Regions from separate parts of the Homo sapiens genome. Here region 1 is linked to region 2. Evidence: read pairs that join two places in POLR2A ChIA-PET (ENCODE). Cell type or tissue: CD4-positive, alpha-beta T cell. All regions are shown on one strand.

Region 1 (5,000 bases), 240 kb after region 2:
CCCAAATTGTTTTAGTTCTGGACTCCACAGGCTCCTATTATTGAATGTCTGCCTGTGAGTCCTACTTCCTGGTTAGGAGATTTTCCCTTTTGTCTCCCATGGGGAATTACCCTCAGCTGATCTGTGAGCTGCTGTTGGGTTTCCAGAACCTGAACTTTCACTGGTCTGATGAGGTCCAGGAAACCCCCTGGGCTAGTGGCATTTCGCCCAAGCCCTACCTTCTTGGAATTGAATTTCCAAGACTTAAATGGTCGGTGCTTCTTTGATGGAAACTGAAACACTTCTTGCTCCCGCTTCCTTTTCTGTATCAGAGAGATAAGCCTGCAATGTTCAAGGTCCCTCTGAGAACGTTCTTACTTAGCAGGTCCTGCTCAGCTCTAAGCCTTTACCCTTCCATTTAAGTTGTTTCTGTTCCGTCTTTATTGCCAGGTAGGACTCATACCTTTTGCTAGGTCTTAGTACTTTTCCTTCTCTATATTTGCTTTTTGTTTTCAGACTTAGATTTTTGTTCTCCTCACATATTACTTTGGAATCTGCCTCCGAGGTCTCTGTAGAGAAAGAATGATGTCACAGAGCTCTCGACCTGCCATAAACATCCAGTGTTAAAATACCTTCTTCCCACTTTCATTTTCACTAGGAGGCATTTCTTTCTATTCAGTTCGGCCTAAACCCAGGCCTGGGCTTTATCAATTTTCATTCTCCCTGGACCTTGTTTAATACAGCTCTATTTCCCAGGCAGATGTCCTTATAGCCGGTGCAATACCTGTTGCCCCATCTTACAAAAACAATGCCACCTTGAAACTCACTTAGTGATGCTTGAAGAATTCTACACTGATCATTCACTGATGATTCTCTTTTTAAACATGTTCACATTTCTTTAACTATAGAGTATCACAGTTCCAGTTATTAAGGAAGAAACGAAGAGTTCTCATTAATGCCTATTCTCGCTCCCCTATTTAAAACTTTTCCTTGTCATATTTTTCTAACTGGGCCAATATGATTTCAAATTTTCTTCTTAGTGTTATTTCCTTCACTTTGTTTCATTCCTCCTAATCTTATCGTTTCTCCCTAATCTTATCCTGTCTGCAAGACCAAAACCTGTTTTGTAAACTGACTTCATTCTATTTTCAGAGATGGGGAAAATCTCATTTCTAGGAACAGAGTTCTAGGTGTACACTTTTTGCTATTTCTTTTTAGCATTTGAGTTTGTAATAATTCCACTGGACTTTTTTTCTACTTTAGCCCCCAAAGAGTTTCTTATCTAGAATCCCCGGTCTGAGTTTCTGTGAAACAGATCATCCAGGGCCATTTAAAAGCCCTTGGTGTGGGGGTGAACTCAGCCTGTGGAGAAACCGTGGATCCAGTCTTTCTACAGTTCTCTCCTTAGCCCTGGATGAAATTCCAAACAATATAAAGAGAAATGGAATTTTGGCAAGCTAATCTAATGTTGTCTACTAATATCTAGCTCCCCAAAATGCTCTTTAAAACCTCCCACCATTGCTCCCTTTGTGCATCTTAAACTTTAGCAAGTGTAATGATTACCTGGAGAGCTTATGAAAACACTGGTTCCTGGGCCCCATCCCAGAGGTTCTGATTCAGTAGGCCTTTGGGGAGGGGAGCAAATTTTCATTTCTAGCAAGCTTTCAGGCCTTATTGATATTGTCAGTCCACATTTTGAGTCGCATTGCTCTAACCACATAAACCTTAGCTACTTCCGGGCAATGTCAAAGCTCTTGCAGGCGGAGACATAATAAGAAAAGAAAGACTGAAATAAAAAAAAAGTGGTAGCTAAAATAATTCCATCTGCTCCTGCCTAAAAAGCCTATGTCTTAGAGCTTTGTCTGATTTGCAAAGTTTTCCTGGTAATCAGATATCTACCTACCTCATCTGTTCCTGAATTCCAGCTGCAGAGACCAGGAGCTCTCATCTTCCATCATGGTGCCTTGCTCCGCTGTGGCAGCTCTTATCTTTATACTCAAGGCCCCAGTCAGTATATCTGTCTTTTGCAGGGAGATACTGAATCTTACCTCTCCTTTCCATCTGAGATTAACAGGACAAACAGATAGATAAATGACAAATAGAGGATCAACTTTATTGATCTGGGCAAGTTTCCAGGAACTCTCTCCAAAACTGAATTTCAGGTAAAAGCTATATTGAAGGATGAGGTTTAGCTATTGTGGCCAAGTGGAACTTCCTACTTGCTGGAATTCCCCCTGGAAATATGGGCAGTTGGGTCTGTAAGGGACCCTTGCCTGGCTTACCCACCCAGTCTCAGGCCGAAAAGCAGAGGAAAGGGCGGTGACAGACACTGGGTGCTTACCTCTTGGAGACCGGAGATACCCAGAGTGCTCCTTGTACCTGTGCACAGGCGGGTCCCAGAGAGCAAGTCTGCCTTTTGTTTGGGTGGCAACCTGTAATATATGAACTTATTACTTGGAAATGTGACTCAAGGAATGGCAGTCTCCTACCAATTAGATTACATATTTACTGTTCCTTCCTTGAGGATTAACATATAGGGAATAGGGAGAAGCCAAAATTGCCTTTTCCCTTATGGAATTGGAAAGACAGGTAAATAGCAACCTTTAATACACTCAAGCAAGGTCACTGATCTCTGTAATTATCTTGAACAGGAAAGGTCCATTATAGTTCTAGGAGTCTATGTTAGGAAAGCAATTTAAATTACTTTTAGGTTCCTTCAAATTCATTTGTTTTGAAGGAAAAATTTGTCCAAATTTCTTGGTTAATTTACCATCACTATTTTATTTATTGATCAAATTTTGTGTTCTCATGGACATAGATAGTTTATTCATATACTGAGAGCATGACTTCTTTGATTATTATTTATGTTGCCTTTCTTCTGTTTTATGGTTTCTTTCAATTTTGTTTACGATGTTTTTGACATATAAAAGTTTTAGATTGCTATACAGTCAAATCTATTGATCTTTTCCATTGTGATTCATTACATTGTTATTAAATGTAGAATTTTTTAAAACAAAAGAGTATTTATATTCTGTCTTATTTCTAGGAAAGACTTTAAGTGACCTGCATGGGTATATAAAATAAACGATAATAGGTTAGACGTCTAGGCTAAAGAAGAAAGAAAACAAAAACAGAGACATAAAAAATATAGGAATAAGGTTAAGAATAATTCATGCCCTTATAACCTATTTACTTGTTCATTAGTGCCTCTAAAATTTAGGTTTGAGTTTTCCCATCCAGCCAGAAAGGGAACCATTGCATTGTCCATAATGTTACAACGAAGCAGTGTTTTTCAGAAGCACAATTCTTTTTCAACATTAAGAATCAGTTAGAAATTTCTGATTCCAGGGGGTCTCATAAATAGGACAGTGTCTGAGCAGCATTTTATGAGGATTTTATAAGGCTATTTTTTTGTATTGCCCCTGAACACAGAAAAGCACAATTCAGTGTAGAGTGGCAGAAAAGATGCATTAGAAATGCCTGCTGTTTGCTGATCTGGCTTGATTCAGGGGTAGGATTAGGTTATTTAGATTATTTGGAGGTATGACTGGAGTCCATTTCTTTCAAGCATTGTTTTCTAAATATTGTTTCCCTCAACTGAGATTTGATGAATGTTTGGTGTCACTGAGCTAGCAACTGTTTTCTCTTATAAGTACCCAGGGAGCAATTGTTCTGTGCCACCAATTGAATAACAAGGACTTGTGCTTGAATTGAACGCTGGCCTCCTCTGCTGGAAGGTTGAGCCTGGGGAGCTGAGCCAAGGGAATTGTTTGAATCTGCTCTGCCAATGAATGGGTGATTGAACTCTCAAAATTCCTCTCCTTGTAATATAGTCACAGGTGTTTAGCCTGAAAAATTTCACAGTTGTTCTGACCAGATACCAAATTTGTCTAAAGAAAAATTTCAATAAAATAACAGTAAAGCTCCCAGCTTTGAACCATATTATATCTTGTTGCCCTCTTTAAGATAAACTGCTCCCCAAATGTAAATCAAGGATAACTAAGATGATACCACTATTTATAGAGCAGTTATACAATAGTAACTTTGCTTTCAGGATAGTTGATTTATAGCCATTCTTTATGACAATATTTAGCTTGCAAAGCCAACTGTCTATATAGGCTACTTCTAATTAGAGATTTAAATACCGCTATTATTTATGTACAAAAGAATGTTTTTATTCAGTTCTTTTTAGCAGAAGATTGCATGCATTTAGATATTCCCAAAATAATGTTGGTAAGTTTTAAAAAATCCTACAAGGAGAAGGAACAGAGCACTCTTCCCAGGGAGTAAAGCCCTGGTAGAAAACCATTACTCTTAAGGTGGCTTTCTGCTGCAGGTTTTGAACAGCATGCATAATTTGAGATCTATGTGGACTTTATAAAACTTCCCCCATAATGGATTCCTGTTCACAGAATTAAAGTCCAAACAAAAGATAATTAAGACCATAAATCATTTAATGTTGTTTCTGATATTTTTCCACAGAGTGATAAATATTATAACAGTATTCTGTGGTTGAAGAGTTATGCCTGAAGTCTACCTTCTTTTCTTACAAACCATTAGCCTGAGAAACCCATACTTGTAGTTGGTCAAGCCAGAAATTGGCATATATTTTACATGGAATATACAATCATCTGAATGTGCCAAGTATGGAGAGAGTAGATGTTTGTTCTTTTAACAGATAAGTTAGTGACCTTGTAGATCCAGCTCAGTGGGACCATATCCATTACCTTTACTCATAAAGATGAATAAGTTGCTTAGAATTGGAGCCTTCAGCTAAATGGGTTCTAAGTGGCTCTGAAGGCAATAGATTCATCTCATTCTTTTTAGTACCTTCATTTTCTAATCATGCGTATAGACACAGACTCCAAAACTGTTCTCTCCTAGGCTAGAATCAGAGAAAGGGTCACATACTTTTTAGTCTAAAATATTCCTTAGTGCCATGCAAAGGAAAGCTAACTACAAGATATTTTAACAACTTTTATTTACTTATAATTTTTAAATTTGATATAATTTCAAATTTT
Region 2 (5,000 bases):
TCTGTAAAATCCAAGCACTGGTTTTGTTTCATTTAAAACCTCAGACACGATTATTCATGCCAGTGACTTAAAAGAACAAACTTTGGTGATTTTAAGTTTTGGTTTGGCTTTGTTAAATAGAGGTAAATGGATAAACACTCATTTTTATTGAAGTTTGACTATACTTTCCTAAATACTAAAAGATAACAGGATTTGTTTCTTGCATTGGTAGTAAGGATTTGCTTTTGCACTCTGCTGTTGCTAGACTGTCTCATCATTTTTCTTTGTATTAATATTTCACAACTCATCACATTCTTATTTTTATTATTTGTTATTATAATGCTTTTTCCCCTTTATTCTTACTATCTCTGTCTTTTAAAAACTTGTTCTCTAACTTTGTTTTCCATTTTCTCTTTTTACTTTTTCCATACAGTGTTGTTACAGATCTTATAACAGTCGGTTTAAAGGTAGGAATCTTTTACTATCCTTTCATATGCATTTTTATATCTTTTGGCATATTTTCAGTCTCACCTGTTCATAAAATTATCTGCTTTATTGTGTAAAAGTCTTTAATTTTTACTTAGCTCCAAAATAAGTAGACCTGAGGTAACTTTGGATTTTACGTATTTATAAGGAGGAACTATAGTATTATGTGTATAAAATGTGAACAAAAAATTTAGCCCAAAGTTTCACTTAAATTATCAGGATGCTTTTTGTTTGCTTTGTTTTAGCAGTTAAATGTAGCCTAGGCTTAGGCCGGGTGCGGTGGCTCACACCTGTAATCCCAGCAGTTTGGGAGGCTGAGAGGTGGGCGGGTTGCTTGAGCCCAGGAGTTTGAGACCAGCCTGGGCAACATAGTGAAACCCTATCTCTATTAAAAATAAAAATAAAAAAATTAGCCGGGCATGGTGGTGCGTGCCTGTAGTTCCAGCTACTTGGGAGGCTGAGGTGGGAGAATCACCTGAGCCCGGGAAGTCAAGGCTGCAGTGAGTGTGACCGTGTCACTGCACTCCAGCCTGGACAATGGGAGTGAGAAACTGTCTCAGAAAAAAAAAAAAAAAAGTGTAGCCTAGGCTCTGATTTATCTTCTTACCATGTCCTTTCTTATATCCTCTTTCATGGATGTGCTTATGAGAATAAGCAGCTGACACTTCTTTCTTCAGTGCCTACTATGTGTCAGGTGCTTTACATGTATTTTTACCAATCATAGCAATCCTTCAAGGTAGGTAATCAGTATTCCCATTTTAGAGGTGAAAAAATAGCTTTAGAAAGTTTGTGTCCAAGATGTGGTGCACTAGTGTTCAAACTCTTGTCTTCCAGGTACCAAAGCCTGACTTTTTTTTCGTTATACCTAGCTGTCAGCAATGAGAGTTCTGTCTAAAAGGCAAACATCCAGAGAGCTGGATAATTAGTATTTTATAATAATGATTCTTCTAGGTTATAAATCATTTCAGTTTTACCAAAGTCTTTTCATTTATTGGATTTTTTTTTTTTGAGGCGGAGCCTCCCTGTTGCCCAGGCTGGGGAACAGTGGTACAATCTTGGCTTACTACAACCTCCACCTTCAAAGGGGTTCAAGTGATTCTTCTGCCTCAGCCTCCTGAGTAGCTGGGATTACAGGCACATGCCACCATGCCTGGCTAATTTTTTTGTATTTTTAATAGAGACGGGGTTTCGACACGTTGCCCAGGCTGGTCTCCAACTCCTGACCTCAGGTGATCCGCCCTCCTTGGCCTCCCAAAGTGCTAGGATTACAGGTGTGAGCCACCACACCCGGCCCATTTATTGGATTTTTAAATATAAATTAAGTAAACAGTGCTCATCTGTATGAGACTTAAAATATCTGGGTGTTCTAAAGGTTCCCTTAGTAATTTAATATTTGATATAGCTGAGTTGAGAATCTAGTTCTAGAAGCCACTTACAGTTCAAATTATTGTAGAAAGAAATAATTCATCTTTGTTTATATGTGTCTTACACATTATAGATTGACTTATGTAAATTTGTTCCACCACTTTGGGTCCATCTGTGTTCATCATCTCTTCTTGTTAGCAAATTTCAGTGCTCCTACTTTATTTGCATTTGTTGGACCTGACAGTGGTGTTCATTCATGGTTTTTTGTTTGTTTTTAACTCTGTCACCTAGGCTGGAGTGCAGTGGTGGCATGATCATAGTTCGTTGCAGCCTCTAACTCCTGAGCTCAAGCCATCCTTTCACCTCAGCCTCCAAAGTAGCTAGTAAATCTACAAGCGTGCACCACCATGCCCAGCTGGGATTTTGCTGTGTTGCCCAGGCTGGTCTCAAACTCTTGGCCTCTCAAAGTGCTGGGATTGCAGGCATGAGCCACTGTGCCTGCCCTAAAGATATGTCTTCATAAGTGAAAGAAGATTTAAATGTTAGATGCAGGAACCATATTTGAATACAAAATTTGGCTTTCTGACTACCTGCTTTTAGCAAGCACTTTGTAAACAAAGGTCAGATCCTACTCTGAAGAGAAGATAAGCTTATTAGTTGGTTCAGTAGCAATCTATATTTTTATAGGCTTAGATCTGGGAATGTAAAATTATGCATTATCTGGAGAAATTTCTCTAAGATTGTTCTTTTTGGATTCCATCCAAGGAATCTTAATTACCAAGTAAATACTAAGAGGCCAGTAAGGCTCATAATTCATCTAGATCGTGTGAAAGATAATCTAGCAGTTACTTAATTTCCCTTGTATGCCATCTGAATATGATGACACAACAAATGGTTTCAGCCAGTGGCAAGAGTGGATTTCAGGTTATCTTCCATAAGTTGCTTCCCTGGATTCAGAAGAGTAATATGGACTTTTAAAAAAAGAATTGAAAATACTCTGTAGTATAATATAAAATCCATCGTTTTAGAGAAAGAAAACTGAGTTGTTTTTAGAGATTAAGTGATTCACCAAAATGTGTCATGAGGGCAGGGATTTTTGCTATTTTCTTCACTACTGTGTTTCCAGTGTCTGTCACATAATAAGCTCTCAGAAATACTTGATGAGTGAATGAATGCCAAATTGTCACATGGCTAGTTAGGTAGAATACTTATACAGGAACTTAAGCTTTCTCATTTTGCTAGTGTTTTTTTTTTTTTCCTCTATTAGTCATATACTATGGTGAGAAAGAAATCATTTCATTTTTTAAATTGGAATTTTCTTGAAGACAGGTAACATTTTTCAGGCAGCTTAGGGCTGTCTCATGTTATACCTAAGTGTATACCTTGGATGTTATTTGTGGTGTTACAATTTTTTGAGCCTTGCCAAAATTAAGAAAATTAGTTTCTAATACTACTTTCATGAAAAATTTGTTCTATTTCTTCATGTACTTTTTTTGAGACGGTGGTCTCCCTCTGTTGCCCCAGGCTGGAGTGCAGTGGCGCAATCTCGGCTCACTGCAATCTCCACCTCCTGGGTTCAAGTGATTCTCCTGCCTCAGCGTCCTGAGTAGCTGGGCTACAGGCACACGCCACCATGCTCGGCTAATTTTTTTTTGTATTTTTAGTAGAAACGGTTTCACCATATTGGCCAGGCTGGTCTCGAACTCCTAACCTCGTGATCTGCCCGGCCTCCCAAAGTGCTGGGATTACAGGCGTGAGCCACTGTGCCCGGCCTTCTTCATGTAATTTTTATATTTTGAAATGCTTATTGGGAAACTGAGACGTATTTGCTATTTTTTTTTTTTTCTTTGAAGGCAGGCTCTACCTCTGTCATTGCCCGGGCTGGAGTACAGTGGCACAATCATGGCTCACTGCATTCTCCACCTCTAAGGCCCAAGTGATCCTCCTACCTCAGCCTCCTGAGTAGCTAGGACCACACCCAGCTAATGTTTAAGTTTTTTTGTAGAGACGAAGGCCTCACCATGTTGTCCAGGCTGGTGTTGAACCCCTGGCCTCAAGTGATTCTCCTGCCTCAGCCTCCTAAAGTGCTAGGATTACAGGTGTGAGCCACCACACCCAAGCATAATTGCTGTCTTTAATTTTGAATTCTTTTAAATGAAGAACCAACTAGATGATAATGAGTGATAACTGTACATGTTTTAAGAACTTTATTATACCAGATAAATCAAAGTGTCAGACTGTGGATAACATAGCATTTTGTGTGTGTACAGCTTATACTTTAATTATTAACTGGCTGGCTTATTTTAAACTTGAATATTCCTCATAATCCTGGTTATTTTTTCAAAATACTGTAGTAGCGATTAGAGTATGATTTTAAGAAAATGACAGTCTTACATATCAAATATGTTTTAGACTTTTTCTGGGTTTTCCTATTTTAAGTGAGTAGATGAGTATGAAAAACTCACATATATGGGAAGGACTTCTAGTGATTATCATGCCTGTCAGTATATAGAAGAGAACAATATAGCATATTTAAATTAATTTTGAGGATTAGTTTTCTGTTTGCTTGACCAAGGGTTGGCAAACTATGGCTATGGGCCACATTTGGCTTGCCACCTGTTTTTGTAGTTTTACTGAAACACAGCTGTGCTCATTCATATTGTCCGTAGCTCCTTTCACACTACAAAGGCAGTCGTAGTTGTAGTGGAGACTGCAAAGCCTAAAATACTTACTCTCTGGCCCTTTACAGAAAACGTTTGCCTGCTGCTGTGCTTGAGCTATAGGAAATGTAGAAGGCATTTGCTGCAATCCTTTTCCTTTTAAACTGAGCTGTAATTTACATAGAATGAAATGCACATGTCTTAAGGGTACAATTCAGTAAAATTTGACACTTGTATCCACTAGTGTTTCCTGTATACCTCATTCAAGATAATAGAACACGCAGTCTAGAAAGTTCCCTGTTGCCTCTTTCCAGACCCAGTTTAGGCAGCTCTTCTGATTTCTATCACCAGAGATTAGTTTTACCTGTTTTGTTTGTTTGAGACAGGGTCTCACTGTGTAGCTCAGGCTGGAGTGCAGTGGTGTGATCAAGGCTTACCTCAGTCTCAACTTCCTGGGCTCAGGTGATCCTCCTGCCTCGGCCTCCTGAGTAGCTGGTACTACAGGTGCGC

Evidence for each region. ChIA-PET counts read pairs that join two places held together with the same protein. Peaks named below come from ENCODE experiments on the same cell type or tissue, not always from the same donor. Only the 100,000 strongest peaks of a DNase experiment are listed, where the experiment ranks them.
Region 1: POLR2A ChIA-PET joins it to region 2 with 5 read pairs; 13 of 35 experiments call an interaction of 5 or more read pairs at or near these places.

The regions. Positions count from the first base shown.
Region 1 is chr9:112,090,714-112,095,713 of GRCh38, reverse strand. The region is part of intron 10 of SUSD1 (sushi domain containing 1); the gene reads left to right. Among named protein-coding and RNA genes, the nearest start is that of LINC02977, 53 kb to the right of the region's middle. RefSeq lists enhancers at 31-200, 3,345-3,991. In CD4-positive, alpha-beta T cell, no CTCF peak of the experiment used is centred here; no DNase peak of the experiment used is centred here.
Region 2 is chr9:112,325,887-112,330,886 of GRCh38, reverse strand. All of the region lies in intron 1 of PTBP3 (polypyrimidine tract binding protein 3), which reads left to right. Among named protein-coding and RNA genes, the nearest start is that of PTBP3, 5.2 kb to the left of the region's middle. In CD4-positive, alpha-beta T cell, no CTCF peak of the experiment used is centred here; a DNase peak (open chromatin) is centred at 2,976.